Linked DNA regions of Homo sapiens: region 2 is linked to region 1. The links are chromatin contacts, found by Hi-C or POLR2A ChIA-PET in ENCODE. All regions are on one chromosome and are shown on one strand. Each heading gives the region's core, a stretch centred on a gene start or an enhancer-like site at or near the end of the contact. The rest is flanking DNA. Distances are from core to core; before and after follow the strand shown.

Evidence for each region. Hi-C counts contacts between places; a loop is a spot of excess contacts on that map. ChIA-PET counts read pairs that join two places held with the same protein, here RNA polymerase II (POLR2A). Pooled maps may share reads with other maps.
Region 2: a map of CD8-positive, alpha-beta T cell shows a loop between it and region 1 (2.3-fold over the local background). The contact joins two enhancer-like sites. A Hi-C loop is called at or near these places in 1 of 168 maps with a recorded cell type or tissue (CD8-positive, alpha-beta T cell), 10 of 37 single-sample maps with no recorded cell type and 7 of 50 pooled maps. POLR2A ChIA-PET finds 5 or more read pairs at or near these places in 2 of 52 experiments (AG04449 and WTC11).

What each region holds. Positions count from the first base shown.
Region 1 is chr15:25,928,976-25,935,791 of GRCh38, forward strand. All of the region lies in intron 1 of LINC02346 (long intergenic non-protein coding RNA 2346), which reads left to right. Among named protein-coding and RNA genes, the nearest start is that of LINC02346, 30 kb to the left of the region's middle. RefSeq lists enhancers at 1,491-1,992, 1,993-2,492. Within about 2 kb of position 4,861, at least 2 of the 41 ENCODE cell types and tissues checked have a DNase peak (open chromatin) inside an H3K27ac peak, as active enhancers do.
Region 2 is chr15:25,804,930-25,811,985 of GRCh38, forward strand. The region is part of intron 1 of ATP10A (ATPase phospholipid transporting 10A (putative)); the gene reads right to left. Among named protein-coding and RNA genes, the nearest start is that of MIR4715, 40 kb to the right of the region's middle. RefSeq lists an enhancer at 6,496-6,996. Within about 2 kb of position 5,807, at least 3 of the 41 ENCODE cell types and tissues checked have a DNase peak (open chromatin) inside an H3K27ac peak, as active enhancers do.

The DNA of each region.
Region 1 (6,816 bases), core at 3,611-6,110:
AAGTGCTGGGATTACAGGCATGAGCCACTGTGCCCGGCCATGGGTCTTGTTTTTTATCCATTCAGTCATTCTTTGTCTTTTAACTGGATAATTTAATCCATTTATATTCAAGGTTATTATTGATAGGTAAGGGTTTATTACCACCACTTTATTTGTTTTCTGGGTTTTTTTTAGACCTTTTCTTCTTTTTCCCTCTATTACTGTCTTCCTTCATGGTTAAGTGATTTTTTCTAGTAGTATGTTTTGATTCTGTGCCACTTATTTTTAGTATATCTATTACAGGTTTTTGCTTTGTGTTTACCATGTGTACAAAAAACATCTTATAGTTATAACAGGTTATTTTAAATTGATAATGACTTAATTTGACTGCAAAGAATAAAAGTAACAAAAATAAACTCTCCACTAATATGCCCCATCTTGACTTTTTCATGTTTCAATTTACATCTTTTTATATTGCCTATCTTTTAACCAATTGTTGTAGTTACCATCATGTTTAATAGTTTTGTCTTCTGTCTTCATACTTAAGAAATAAGTGATTTACTTGCCCCAATTGCAGTATTAGGATATTCTGAATTTGTCTTTTTTTCTTTTATTAGTGAGTTTAATACCCTTAGATATTTTCTTGTTACATGTTAGCAACCATTTCTTTCAAATTGAAGAACTCCCTTGGGCATTTCTTGTAACACAGATTTGGTGATGATGAATTCCTTCTGCTTTTGTTTGTGTGGGAAAGTCTATCTTTCCTTAGTATCTGAAGAATAGCTATGCTAGGCACAGTATGCTCGGTTGGTAGTTTTTTCCTTTAGCACATCAAATACAGCATTCCACTCTGTCCTTGCCTGCAAGGTTTCTGCTGAGAAATCCACTGAAAGCTGTATTGGGTATCTCTTGCATTTGGTTTGTTTCTTTTATCTTGCTGCTTTAAACATTCTTTCTTTGTCTTTGATTTTTTTAAATTTGATTATAATGTGCCTTTGGGATTTCCTCTTTGGGCTGAATTTTATTGGTAACTTCTGAGCTTCTTGTACCTGGATGGTGTCATTTTTTTTTCAGATTTGGGAAAATTTTATCCATTATTTATTTAAGTATGCTTTCTAGGCCTTTTCTCTTTTGTCTCCTTTGGGAATGTCTATTATGTGGAAATTAGTTCACTTGATGGCGCCCCACAATTCTTGTAGGCCCTGTTCACTCTTTTTTTAAATTCTTTTTTCTCTTTACTCTTCTAATTGGGTAATTGGGGTTATCTGGGCTTCATAAAACTGGATGTCTATTTCCCTTCCCAGATGTGGGAAGTTTTCAACCATTATTTCCTTAAATAAGTTTTCTACCACTTTCTCTTCCTCTTCTCTTTGTAGAAATCCCATAAAGCATATATTGGTATGTTTGATGATGTTCATAAGTTCCCTAAGTTCTCTTTACTTTTAAAAAATTATTTCTGTTTTTTTTTTGTTCCTCTGACTGGATAATTTCAAACGATCTCTCTTTGTGCACACAGATGCCTCTTCTTCTACCTGATCAAGTCTGCTGTTGAAGTTTCCTCTGAAATTTTTCAGTTCGGTCATTGTGTCCTTCAGCTCCAAAATTTATTTTCTTTTATCATCTCTATGTCTTTGTTGAAGTTCTCATTTTGTTCATGTATTGTTTTCACGATATCATGTGGCTTTCTTTCTGTGTTCTTTAATAGTTCACTGAGATTATTTAAGACACTTATTTTGAATTCTTTTCCAGGCAGTTCTTAGGTCTCCATCTTTTAAAAGATCAGTTATCGGTTTTATTGTGTTCTTTTGGCATCGTTGTATTTTCCTGATTCTTTGTGATCCTTATGGCTTTGCACTGGTGCCTGTACTTTTGAAGAAGGAGTCATCTCTTTTAATCTTTACAGGCTGGCTTCAGCAGGGAAACCCCTTCCCAGTCAGGCTGGCCAGAGATTCTGAGTGGGCTGGCTGGTGGGATCCATAGGCTGGAAAACTGCTGGGGTCAGTGGGTAAGCAGGCTTGCTGCTGTGGTCCATGGGCAGGTGGCCTGCTGCTGTGCGCCACCAGCATGCCGTTGAGGTCTGCATGTTGGTTGTTGAGAGCCCTCATCTATTTCTGTTGTTCTTAGCAGCCCCCAGGCAATCTAGCCTTTCTGATTCACTCAGTGTTCTGGGTGAGGCATAACAGAAGTGAGCCTCTCAGGCAGTAAATCAAAAGGCTACAGAAGAGTCAGATGCTCACTGCATGCTCTCTTTCCCCCATGGGAGAACTTATGGGCCAAGGAGATCTGTCTTGGTGCTGCATTCTACTGGCCTAGAGGAGGCTTGGTGCTGGTAAAGTAAAAATATTCTTACCCTTTTCAATGTGTCTTTTCTCATTTCTGTGCCCCATCAAGGTGTTGAATACTCTTGCTTGGAGTCCAGAGCTCTCAGAAAAGTAATTTTATCTATGGATGGTTATTAAATCAGTATTTCTGAGGGGAACAAGGGCTGGCACTTCCTATTCTGCCATCTTGCAGATGTCACTTCCAGAATTCTTTCTTAAGCAGAATTTGCCCCCTTAATTTCCCTGGAGGGTTTCCCAACATAAACTATTGTGTTCAGAGACATTAGGAACATTTCTCCCAGTTCATAGCTTAGGTCCAAATAACTTTTCCAGGCCTGCTTTTCTGCCAACCATTTCATGTTTCATGGAGCAGCCATAGGGCAGTGGTTTCTCACCTGGGGGTGACGGTATAGTGGTTTTAACTCCCGGGGGACATTTGGCAATGTATGGAGACAGTTTTGGTTTCATGACTTGGGAGGGGATCTTACTAGCATTTAGTGGAAAGAGGCCAGGAAAGAGTGCTGCTAAACACACTACAATACACAGCCCAAAGTGTCAAACTTATTGAAGTTGAGAAGCCCTACCCTATGAGTACAATTAGTAAATAATTAATACATATAAAGTACTTAGAAAGTCTCTGGGGCAATAGTGAGTGCTCAATAAATGCCAGCTATTTATAGGGATGGTCTGAATGATATCCCATTGTTGTACCAAACTGCTTGTTGACATTCAGTTTCATATTTAACTGTGAACTGCATAGAAGCATGTGACCCTCATGTGAGCATCAGCCTCCCTTCACTAACATAGTCCTTTGTGCGTATGAATCACTCCTACATGAGAATGGAGCAGTAGAAAGAAAGGGCCAATCCCCTGATTGAAGATGAACATCCTTATCTCTGAAATTCTAAGGCAGAGTTAGAAGAAAAGAGGTTGGAGTGCATTTCTGATTAACTTTGTAAATTTTAAAATTCCTACAGTTAAGTGAATTTGAATTTGGTAACAGAAAAAGTATAAAATTACTCTATTTCATAAAAGAAACAGAAATGATCTTTTGTCTTTTTCATGTATAAATTTGGCTGTGACCCACAGAAGTATGAAGATATGGTTTCCACACCAATGTTAGGCCTTCTCAAGGAGCTTAGAGTGTGTCGGTGGAGAGGGAGAAGCCCAACGGGAGATCTTATTCCACCTCTGCACGTCTTCAGGACCCCTGTGGAAACATGTGATCTCTAACAGTCTCTCTGGGGCTCTGCCCACCCCCAGCAGTGTCACCTCACATCACCGCACAATAAGAACTTTCTCATCATGAACATAGCTTTCTCTGGAGAAGCTGGGAAGTGCTTAACTATGCCAGAAGCTGGACAATTCAGGTAGAAGTGTAAATGTTGGCCTAACCTTCAAAGGACAGAAATAGCTTTCTTTGAAAGTTCTCAAAGGTGTTTCAGAACTCTGGAAAATTTTAAATCTTAAAATAACACTACAATTGTCCATTTGTCTTGGGGATGCCTGTGCGGAGTGAGAGTGAATCCCTAAATTTGACTTTCCGTCTCTCCTCCACTGCAGGATGTGGTTGGGCTTTTTCGTCCTTGGGCTGCCAAAACTGAAAAGCACCTTGCTCCACTCCAGAGGAATGTGTTCAGTGTCCTTTATAGAACCCACTTGTTTCCTGGCCTGGAAGGGGGATTGTCCCGGTGCACAGCCGGGCTGTCACATGTGTGACGTGTTAGCTGTCCCCCTCCCAAACATTAGCAAAGCATAGTACTGCGAAAGCAAATGTGGCTCCCAGGGCACCGCTCACAGGCTGTCACCAAAGCTTATGATCCCCGAGCTGACTGGGAATGGGGAATGTCAGGGAATACACAGTCTCCGCCCCCTTCTCCTTCAACTCTCACCCTTGGGCACATCACTCACGTCTCCTAAATCATCCCATGGTTTAGGAGTCAGGCAGTGATACACATGCTCTGAGCAGATTCTCAGGTGCTCTTAAAAGCTGCCAATGCTAATATTGCCCTGGAAAACAATGATGAGTATTTTAGAGCGACCCACTCACTGGGTGAATGCATTGAGTCAGCCCATCCCCCTGCCTTCACTGACTGCACTGCGGTGGGGTGGGTGGTGGTGTCTGTCCCTCTCTCTCTGCCTTCACTCCTAACTGACAGCTCCTGCCACCCTGATGCTCAGGTTTCATCATCCCATATACTCTGGGTCTTGTTCCGACTCTACAAAGAAAAGGTGCCACGAGGACTGTGACAGAGTATGACTATAATTCGGTAGAGGTCTCATCTCAACTCCTTGTTTTACATACCATGTGTTAACTGAGGCCACATGGAGAGGGTAATGTGAAGTGTTACCTGAAGGACGGTGGCAGAGCTCTGTGCACTGGCTGCCCCGAGGGGGCAGAAAGGAAGGGAGGGAGGGAGGAAAACAGTAGGGAAGAAGGAAGCCACTCTCTGCCCGCCCCCTGCCCCATCTCAGGCCCTAGCCCTCTGCCAGGAGCGTCTCCTGAGGCTGAAAGTGCCCCCTCCCGCTCTCAGACTCTGCGCTGCCATCTGCCTTGCTTCTCTCGGTACCACTTCCCCTGCTCTCTTTTGAATCGGATTCTCTCCTTCAAACTCCAGCTGATCCAGCCCGCACATGCCAGGCCCGTATGTAGATTCGTCTGTTGCCACCGTCCTCCAAGCCCTAGGGAGGGGTTGAGCTCCGTGGAAGGCCTCTGATGGGAGGGACACGACTCGGAGGCTGAGCAGCACAGGACACCGTGGTAAACTGGGATTCTTCTTTGCCTTTCTCAGGGAGGCAAAAGGTGCAGAGGCCTGCAGTGTGCTGTGAGCGACAGTGCCAGCTAGTGGCGCACGACTTACATCGCTAGCTACAGGGTTTCTTTTCTTTTTCTTTCTTTCTTTTTTTTTTTTTTTTTTGAGGCAGTCTCACTTTGTCGCCCAGTGGCACAATCTCAGCTCACTGCAACCTCTGCTGCCCAGGTTCAAGCAATTCTCATCGGTCAGGCTCCCGAGTAGCTGGAATTACAGGCATGCTCCACCACACCCAGCTAATTTTTGTGTTTTTAGTAGAGAAGGGGTTTCACCATATTGGCCAGGTTGGTCTTGAACTCCTGACCTCAAGTGATCCGCCTGCCTCGGCCTCCGAAAGTGTTGGGATTACAGGCGTGAGCCACTGTACCCGGCCCAGCGTTTCTTGACAACAGGGAATTGGGAGGATGCAGTCAGGCCTGGCCTTTAGTGGGTTGTAGAACTCCCTCTAGGGGTAAATGCTCAATAAAAATGGCTTAGCCTGGCCAGGTGTGGCGGCTCATGTCTGTAATCCCAGCACTTTGGGAGGCCAAGGTGGGCGGATCACGAGGTCAGGAGATCGAGACCATCCTGGCTAACATGGTGAAACCCCGTCTCTACTAAAAAATACGAAAAACAAAATTAGCCGGGTGTGGTGGAGGGGGTCTGTAGTCCCAGCTACTCGGGAGGCTGAGGCAGGAGAATGGCGTGAACCCGAGAGGCGGAGCTTGCAGTAAGCCGAGATCACACCACTGCACTCACTCCAGCCTGGGCAATAGTGGAGCGAGACTCCGTCTCAAAAAAAAAAAAAAAAAAAAAAAAGCCTTAGCCTGAAGAACACTGCCTTGCTTTCCATTTGGATTCTTTTCCTGTAGTTTGAATAAAGACGTAAGTTTTATAAAAATGTCTAGCCTTATTTTATGCATGTGCCCTGAGAAAGGTCTTAGACTCATTTACTGAAAGATGAAAGCAGCTATGTTTCTGAAATGAAGTCACTCTTCAATCACTTACTGCCTAGCAGGCAGCCACTGCCAAGTCCATTTTCCTGTTTTTATTGGAAAAAATATCATATCCCTTCCTTTAAATTTGTTTTTGATTCAAAAAAAATGGTTCTGAGATGTTAGAACATGCATGCTATGTGTCAAAATCTAATATTCACCAAAATCTAATAGTCATCAAACACTAGAAGCATTTAAGAAGAGGGCCGGGCATGGTGGCTCATGCCTGTAATCCTGGCACTTTGGGAGGCTGAGGCGGGTGGATTTCCTGACCTCAGGAGTTCGAGACCACCCAGGGCAACAGGGTGAAACCCTGTCTCTACTAAAAATACAAAAAAATTAACCAGGTGTGATGCCGTGTGCCTGTAGTCCCAACTACTTGAGAGGCTGAGGCAGGAGAATCGCTTGAGCCCCAGTGGCAAAGGTTGGAGTGAGCCAAGATCATGCCACTGCACTCCAGCTTGGGCCACAGAGTGAGACTCTGTCTCAAAAAAAAAAAAAGAAAAGAAAGAAAGAAAGAAAGAAAGAAAGAAAGAAAGAAAGAAAGAAAGAAAGGAAGGAAGGAAGGAAGGAAGGAAGGAAGGAAGGAAGGAAGGAAGGAAGAAAGAAAGAAAGAAAGAAAGGCTAAGTGCTGATTGGCTGCATGGAGGTGAATGGGCTTCCTTGCGATTAATGAGGCACAGCAGAAATGGAAGACGGGGAGGGCTTGAGGATGCTGTCCCAGGACAG
Region 2 (7,056 bases), core at 4,557-7,056, 120 kb before region 1:
AAATTATAATAAAGCCTGGGTAGGTGGAGGCTCTTCGTTTGGAAAACAGAAAGGCGGGTGTGGAGGAAAAGGAAAAATTCTTTTGAAATAAAAGGCGCATTGCCAGAATGGGACCTGTGGCAGCCATGGTGAGCGGACGGGCCATCACACGGGCATTCTTCCAGGAGAAGCCAGTCCAGCATCCACACACGGGGCCCCGGCAGCCTATGGGACCCCTGTCTGCCACGTGTAGAGAAGCTGCACCCAGTGATCCTTCTCAAGTTTGTTTTTGAATGACTGGCTGGATCCGGGTGACTCACTGTGTGCCAGGAGCCCACGCTGGTCTGTGGCAGCCGGTCCCTCCAAGGGACTGGAGCCACGCCACCAGCCACACAATTCCAAGTTCCTTCACTGTGCCTACGGGTCTCGATCCAGGAAAAGAGATGCTGCCTTCATTGTTGAAAAAAGGTCCTTTGCCACAATGAATTTTTTCAATGGCAGCACTTAGCAATGTATGTACCCACTCACTGCAGCACACTTTACACGCGTCCTTATTTTTGTGCTATCTCTGAGTGAGAACAGAAATGAATTGGCTACTTATATATTTTGATGGGGAACTGAATGCACTAAAATCTAAGTAGGTCTCAGATAAAAGTCACAGTCTTCAGCCAAACAAACGCAGGTCTCATTCCTCTCTGGCACTTCCTGGGCCCTCAGATTGGAGGGGTGTGTCTGTCTTACATGGGAAGAACATGAAGAAATGCTGAATCCATATGTGAAACACAAAGGCTGTGCTATTTTTTTCCCCCAAAATTAAGTCTAGGGAATGCCAAACACTTTATAATTGGCTTTGTGAAAACAAGGTCTTGCCTTTACTTTAAAAAAAGAAAAGAAAAAGTAAACCTGTAATTCCCACAATTCCCAAACAGAGACTAAAGGAAAATGTATTTTGAAATCAAAGATGGCAGGCACATCTGCCATTTATTTGGAATAGTTTTCCCAAGCCATTTACCTTAATGATTATAAGCAGCCCCTTACAACCTTGAGAAGAAACAGAAAACTGCCAAATTTTTAGCACTTTTTATTTTCTAATGCAGAAAATTAAATATCCTTTTGGTCATGCATCAAACAAGTGATTTTTTCATTCATTCCACGTACTACATGAAACAGCCACAATTACACAGGTCCATATACATGTGGTTTTTTTCTAACAAAAGTTACACCAAGTGTGCCTGGCTCTCCTGCCTCCCCTTCCACCTCCTCCACCTCTCTGCCACCCTGAGGCAGCAAGATGCCCTCCACTTCCTCCTCAGCACGCTCAACATCAAGATGACGAGAATGAAGATCTGTATGATGATCCACTTCCACTTAATGCATAGTAAATGTATTTCCTCTGCCTTAAGATTTTCTTTTCTTTTCTTTGAGATGGAGTCTTGCTCTGTCGCCCAGGCTGGAGTGCAGTGGCACGATCTCTGCTCACTGCAAGCTCTGCCTCCCAGGTTCACGCCATTCTCCTGCCTCAGCCTCCCGAATACCTGGGACTATAGGCGCCTGCCACCACGCCCAGCTAATTTTTTGTATTTTTAGTAGAGACGGGGTTTCACGGTGTTAGCCAGGATGGTCTCGATCTCCTGACCTCGTGATCCGCCCGCCTCAGCCTCCCAAAGTGCTGGGATTACAGGTGTGAGCCACCGCACCCAGCCAAGATTTTCTTAATAACATGTTCTTTTCTCTAGCTTACTTTACTGTAATAACACAGTATATAATGCATCTAACGTACAAAATATGAGTTAATCGACTGTTTATGTGATTGGTAATGCTTCCGGTCAACAGTAAGCTATCAGCAGTTAAGTTTCAGGGACTCAAAAGTCAAACACAGGTTTTCGGCTGTGCAGGGAGTTAAAGGTTAACACCCTTAAGCATTTTCAAAAGTCAGCTGTACATTTACTTCTCTTCCTCTCCACCATAAATGTTGACTTACTTCAAACTATAACTCCTTCCCTTTCTCCAGAAACTGAAGGGAATGTATTTTTCTCTAGTATGTGGAGATCACACCATTGTGACCTCAGCTTACGCTTCCACTCACACGTGTGTTTCCATCAAACGGAGGGGCATCCACCGGGCTGGAAAGAGCAGCTTTGGAGGAGCAATAACAGAGCACAAGCGCAAGGAGTGAGAAGTTCATGGCTTTTAAGGAATGGCTGTGATGGCTGTGAGATGAGGAAAACATCCTTCACTCTTTTCTCCCCTGGTGGCATCCTTACGTTTTTCAAGCATCTGCTCCAATGTCATCCACTCTCCTACCTGGAGCACCACTGGCTGCTCGACCCTGTCCTGAGCACCCCACCCCAGGCAGGTGGGGCAGCCAGCAGGGTGGCCCCCCACCAGCCCAGGGGCCTTCCTGCCCACCCTTCTGCGGCTAGGGGCTGGCTTCAGGCCATCTGCCTCTGTGTCCAGCCACAGGGGCCTCAAGATATATTAAAGTGAGCTTCGCTAGCTCAATGAATGAAGGCTTTGAAAGTTCTTGTGACGACAGCTGAACACTCCCTGTGAAATAACAATTTTAAATGAAGTTGTCATTCACCAAATATTTTTAAAAGAAAAACACATGGGGCTGGGTGTGGTGGCTCACACCTGTAATCCCAGCACTTTGGGAGGCCAAGGCGGGCAGATCACCTGAGGTCAAGAGTTCGAGACCAGCCTGGCCAACATGGTGAAACCCCGCCTCTATGAAAAATACAAAATTAGCTGGGCATGGTGGTGCACACCTGTAATCCCAGCTACTCGGGAGTCTGAGGCAGGAGAATTGCTTGAATCTGGGAGGCAGAGGTTGCAGTGAGCTGAGATGGCACCACCGCACTCCAGCCTGGGTGACAAGAGTGAAACTCCATCCCCCCGGCCAAAAAAAAGAAAAAGAAAAAAAAAACCCAACATGTATTGGTGACAACCGGGGCTCTGAAATAACTTCCTTATGAATTCTGCAGCTGTTTTGTAGTGGAGGTGAAGGTCAATTGAACGATTTCTTTGAGGAAGACCACAGTAGAACATACCAGTAGGAAAAAAAAAACAATAAGCAATCATGAAAGAATATTTAAAGTTAAATCTGTCATATTTACTTTTCAAAAGTGACACACGTATCACTGGCTGATAGAACACACCTCGAGATTTAACTCTTTGTTTTCATGCTGGACGTAATAAACGTCCTTAATTTTGCAATATGAAAACAGCATTGCCATGAATCTTCCCTGTTCCTCAAGGTTATTTTCTGGGTCTAAGGCTTGTTCTCATTGTTGCATTTGTCTTTTGTCAAGGTCTCATCATGGGTTTACTATCCTGCAGGGAATTTTAGATTAAGCAGCTGGCCATAAATTAATGGTCACATGAGGAAGAGCAAGGAAGGATTACCTCAACACAAGTCACAACAGCTCTCATAGAAACATGCTCCAGTTTACCTCATTTTGCAGGTGTGAGAACAGTTTTGTTTTGTTTTTTGAGATAAGAGTTTTGCTCTTGTTTCCCAGACTGGAGTGCAATGGCACAATCTCGGCTCACTGCAATCTCCGCCTCCTGGGTTCAAGCTATTCTGCTTCCTCAGCCTCCGGAGCAGCTGGGATTACAGGCATGCGCCACCACGCCTGGCTAATTTTGTATTTTTCCTAGAGATGGGGTTTCTCCATGTTGGTCAGGATGGTCTCGAACTCCCAACCTCAGGTGATCCACCCGCCTCGGACTCCCCAAGTTCTGGGATTACAAGCGTGAGCCACAGTGCCTGGCTGAGAACAGTTTTATAAGTAACTACTGATTCCCAACTCAGGTATTTTTACCCCACTCTTTTCCCCCATTGGGTGGCTGACCTGGATCTATATTATCTTTGTGCCAGTATACCAACTTTATGCCAAATGCCATACATTCTTTGAGGGAACCTGGAGCAGCTCCTTGAGTGAGGTGGGATTTGAGTTTAGGATTAGAGGGTGGGGAAGGTGGACAGGCATTAACACTAGAGCAAGGTTCCCCAGGCTTTGAGGGAAGACTGGACGTAGTTGGGAGGGTGTGATGCTCTCACTGCGTGGCCACGAGATGAAGGTGGGGCATGTGGAGAAGCCAGGTACAGGCAGTAAGGGTCTAATGGAAGAGGGGCCACAGGGTTGGGAGAGGGGACATGATGCTTAAGTGAGAATGTCCCTCTTGTGTCCCTGAAACCTGAGCCCTGCAGATGCTTCCTGAAGGATGGAAGAGTCTACACTGTGGGTCAGGGCTCCCCAGTGGCCGCAGATGGGATGAAGCCACCACCAGAAAGAGCCCAACTGAGTGTGGGGTGGGGTGGGCCCTGCAGGATGTCACATGAAGAGCCCATGAGATGGGAGAGAGGAGCATACGTCGGGCGGGGTGAGACATGACCCAGGCATGCACTCCCCAAACCTTCAGACACGGCTTACTGCATGGTGGAGGAATGGAGAACATGCATTTTACTCTGATTTTCTCTAAGGAATAAATTTTATTTTAAAATCACAGAGAAGGAAAAAATCAAATGGAGTATCAAACCTTAATTTAAGAAATCCATCTGCTTCATCAAAAATTTGCTGTGAGCTTTTAAGAATAAACAGGGCAAATTTACTTTATTCAAGAATGATATTCTTTTTGTAAAGCCTATCTTCAAAGTAATACATTATTCAATTTCTGCTTTAAACCCTTCGTTTTTATTCATTTTCCTTTTCTTCTTGAGAAAATCTCAAACTCACTCATGGTTCCATATATGTACTACGTGCCTGAGAACAGTGCTGTTCCCCACAGACGGGCTGGGAAGGCAGGAAGACAACCCCACTCCTGCATTTAATCTCTCGTCTCCAGCAACATACTGTAACTTAAGCACGGGAAGATCCTAAAACACATGACAGGTGAGGAAGGGACTGGAGACACCTAGTCCTGTTTCCCACAACCTTCATTTTCAGTTCCACCTTGGACCGCTGCTGCCTGGGTCACCCATGAAGAAGTGGCCTGCCCTGGTAGTCACAGGTTCCAAGTCGCCCAAGCTGGAGAGCTACAAGCACTTCCAGAAAATCTGGGACATGCATGGTGAACCATCCAAACGGGAAGAAGGTCATTACAAAAAAAAAAAAAATGACGGAACGTCCATAGTGGAACCTAGTCTTACACATTAGGCTCATCACCTAGCAACTAGAACCCTTGCTGAGGGTTTCCACATCACTTCCTGATCACTCCCAGTGACCCACAGTGGGGACGTGTTGGGGAGATGATGGATGCGGGGCTAGAGCAGGAAAACCATTCTCATGCTCCTCATTTCCCCCCAGACCTTCTAATAAGATCTGCTGTCAGAAAGCCCAAGGGCCTGGCTTAAGATCCCCTAACGTTCCCTGTCCCTGGTCACCCGAGAGGGCAGAGCCCACAGGGAGGACAGCTCTGTGAGTCACCTACCGGGACCAAGCCCTAGGTACCTGCACCGCTCAGCTGTCACCACTGCTTATCAGCAGTTCCAGCCCAGCCCGAGGTTCTTATGGTTCCTTTAAATCTGAGGATGTCCTAGGAATGGGCATCATGTGTTTAGTTGCTTATTTTCCAAGTGTAGCAGTGCCACTGGGACTCTGGGCACGGGGACTGTTTTGCAAAAGTTGAAAACACACACGGGTAAAAGCCGGTCAAAGAAAGCAGTAGCCAAACTAAAGTCAGGTTATATATCCACCAGGGCTTTACCTCATACCTGCCTACAAAAGGCACAAGATCAACAAGGCCTGTTTGTACCACGGTCTGAAAAACGAGCCAGCACCGCCCTGGGCAGGACGAGGAGCCCAGGGCTGCCCAGGTTCTAAAAGTAAAAGCCTCCCACGGAAAATAGCACGCCAGGGATTCCAACACGAGGAATCGAGGTGGTTAGTGACTCATTTTCAGAGCCAGGAAGGTGAGGTGCAGCCAAGACCCAAGCACCATCAACTACGTCTGACAGCTAAGAGGAGGGCAGCCGAGATCCTCAGGTGTAACCACAGCCTTACAAAGGCACACAAAGCCAGGACGGTCTGATCTGAGAGTCAGCAGAAGCCTAGCTTTACATATAATGAAGCTGGGGCTGGAAGGAGGCGGGAGGATCATGTTACATGGCGGGGTCTCCCCCAGATGACCTTAAGGGCAGCTTGGCAGGAATTTTACTTCCTTGCATTGATTAAAGCCCATGAACAGCCTTAAGTCCCCAGACAAAATAGCAAAACAGGTCCTGGACGATTCAGCGCGAGGTGGGACACAACAGGGAGGGAGAAGTCAGTATCCAGGGGCACTGCCCGGACCCAGAAGGCGGAGGCTGGGATGTCCCCAGCAGAAACGGACTTCCCTGGACTCCAGCAGGCTCTCTGCGGATAAGGGATTGGAGTGAGTGAGAGGAAAGAGGAGGACAGAGGCAAACTTTTCTTTCTGCCCAGTTCTAGGCCATCAAGGGAGTGAAGGATCCCCAAAGACATAAGGCAGAGCTGGGAGAAGAAAGGAGAGGAGGAAACAAAAAAAGGAACAAGAAGTAAGGATGAGGAGACAAAACAAATGGCATGGAACATGCTAGAAGCCTTCCAATGACTTCCCCATGTGGAAACTGCACACCCGGGCATCCCTCCCGGCTTTCTGTGGATGGGCCCATCCAACGCAGCTCTTGTTAGAGGAGTGCACACTCCCCTCTACTATTTGGTAAGTGTTTGTAGCAAGACCAGTGCATAGGTGGGACGTGATCTGAAAGTTTACAAGAAGGAAGTGAAAAACCACTTGTGAGATTGTGGGGAGAAAACGCTGGGAGCCCAGAGACACCACAGGCGTCAAGAGTCCAGGGACCATGCATGGTGGTTTATCAGTGGCAAGGAGACCAAGGTTTGACCCAGCCTGACCTCGTAGCACTTCCTCGTCCAGATGGATGTGGGCTTGTCCTCCCATCACGCACCTGTCCAAGCTGGCTGCACCTGCATGGACTGCTCTCCACTCTGCAAGGGCCAACACAGCTCACACCCACCCCGATGCCAGAGGAAACCGAGGCACACGGCTGGAAGCTGCCAGTGGGCAAAGCGCTCCAGCCCCAGCTGGTGCAGAAGC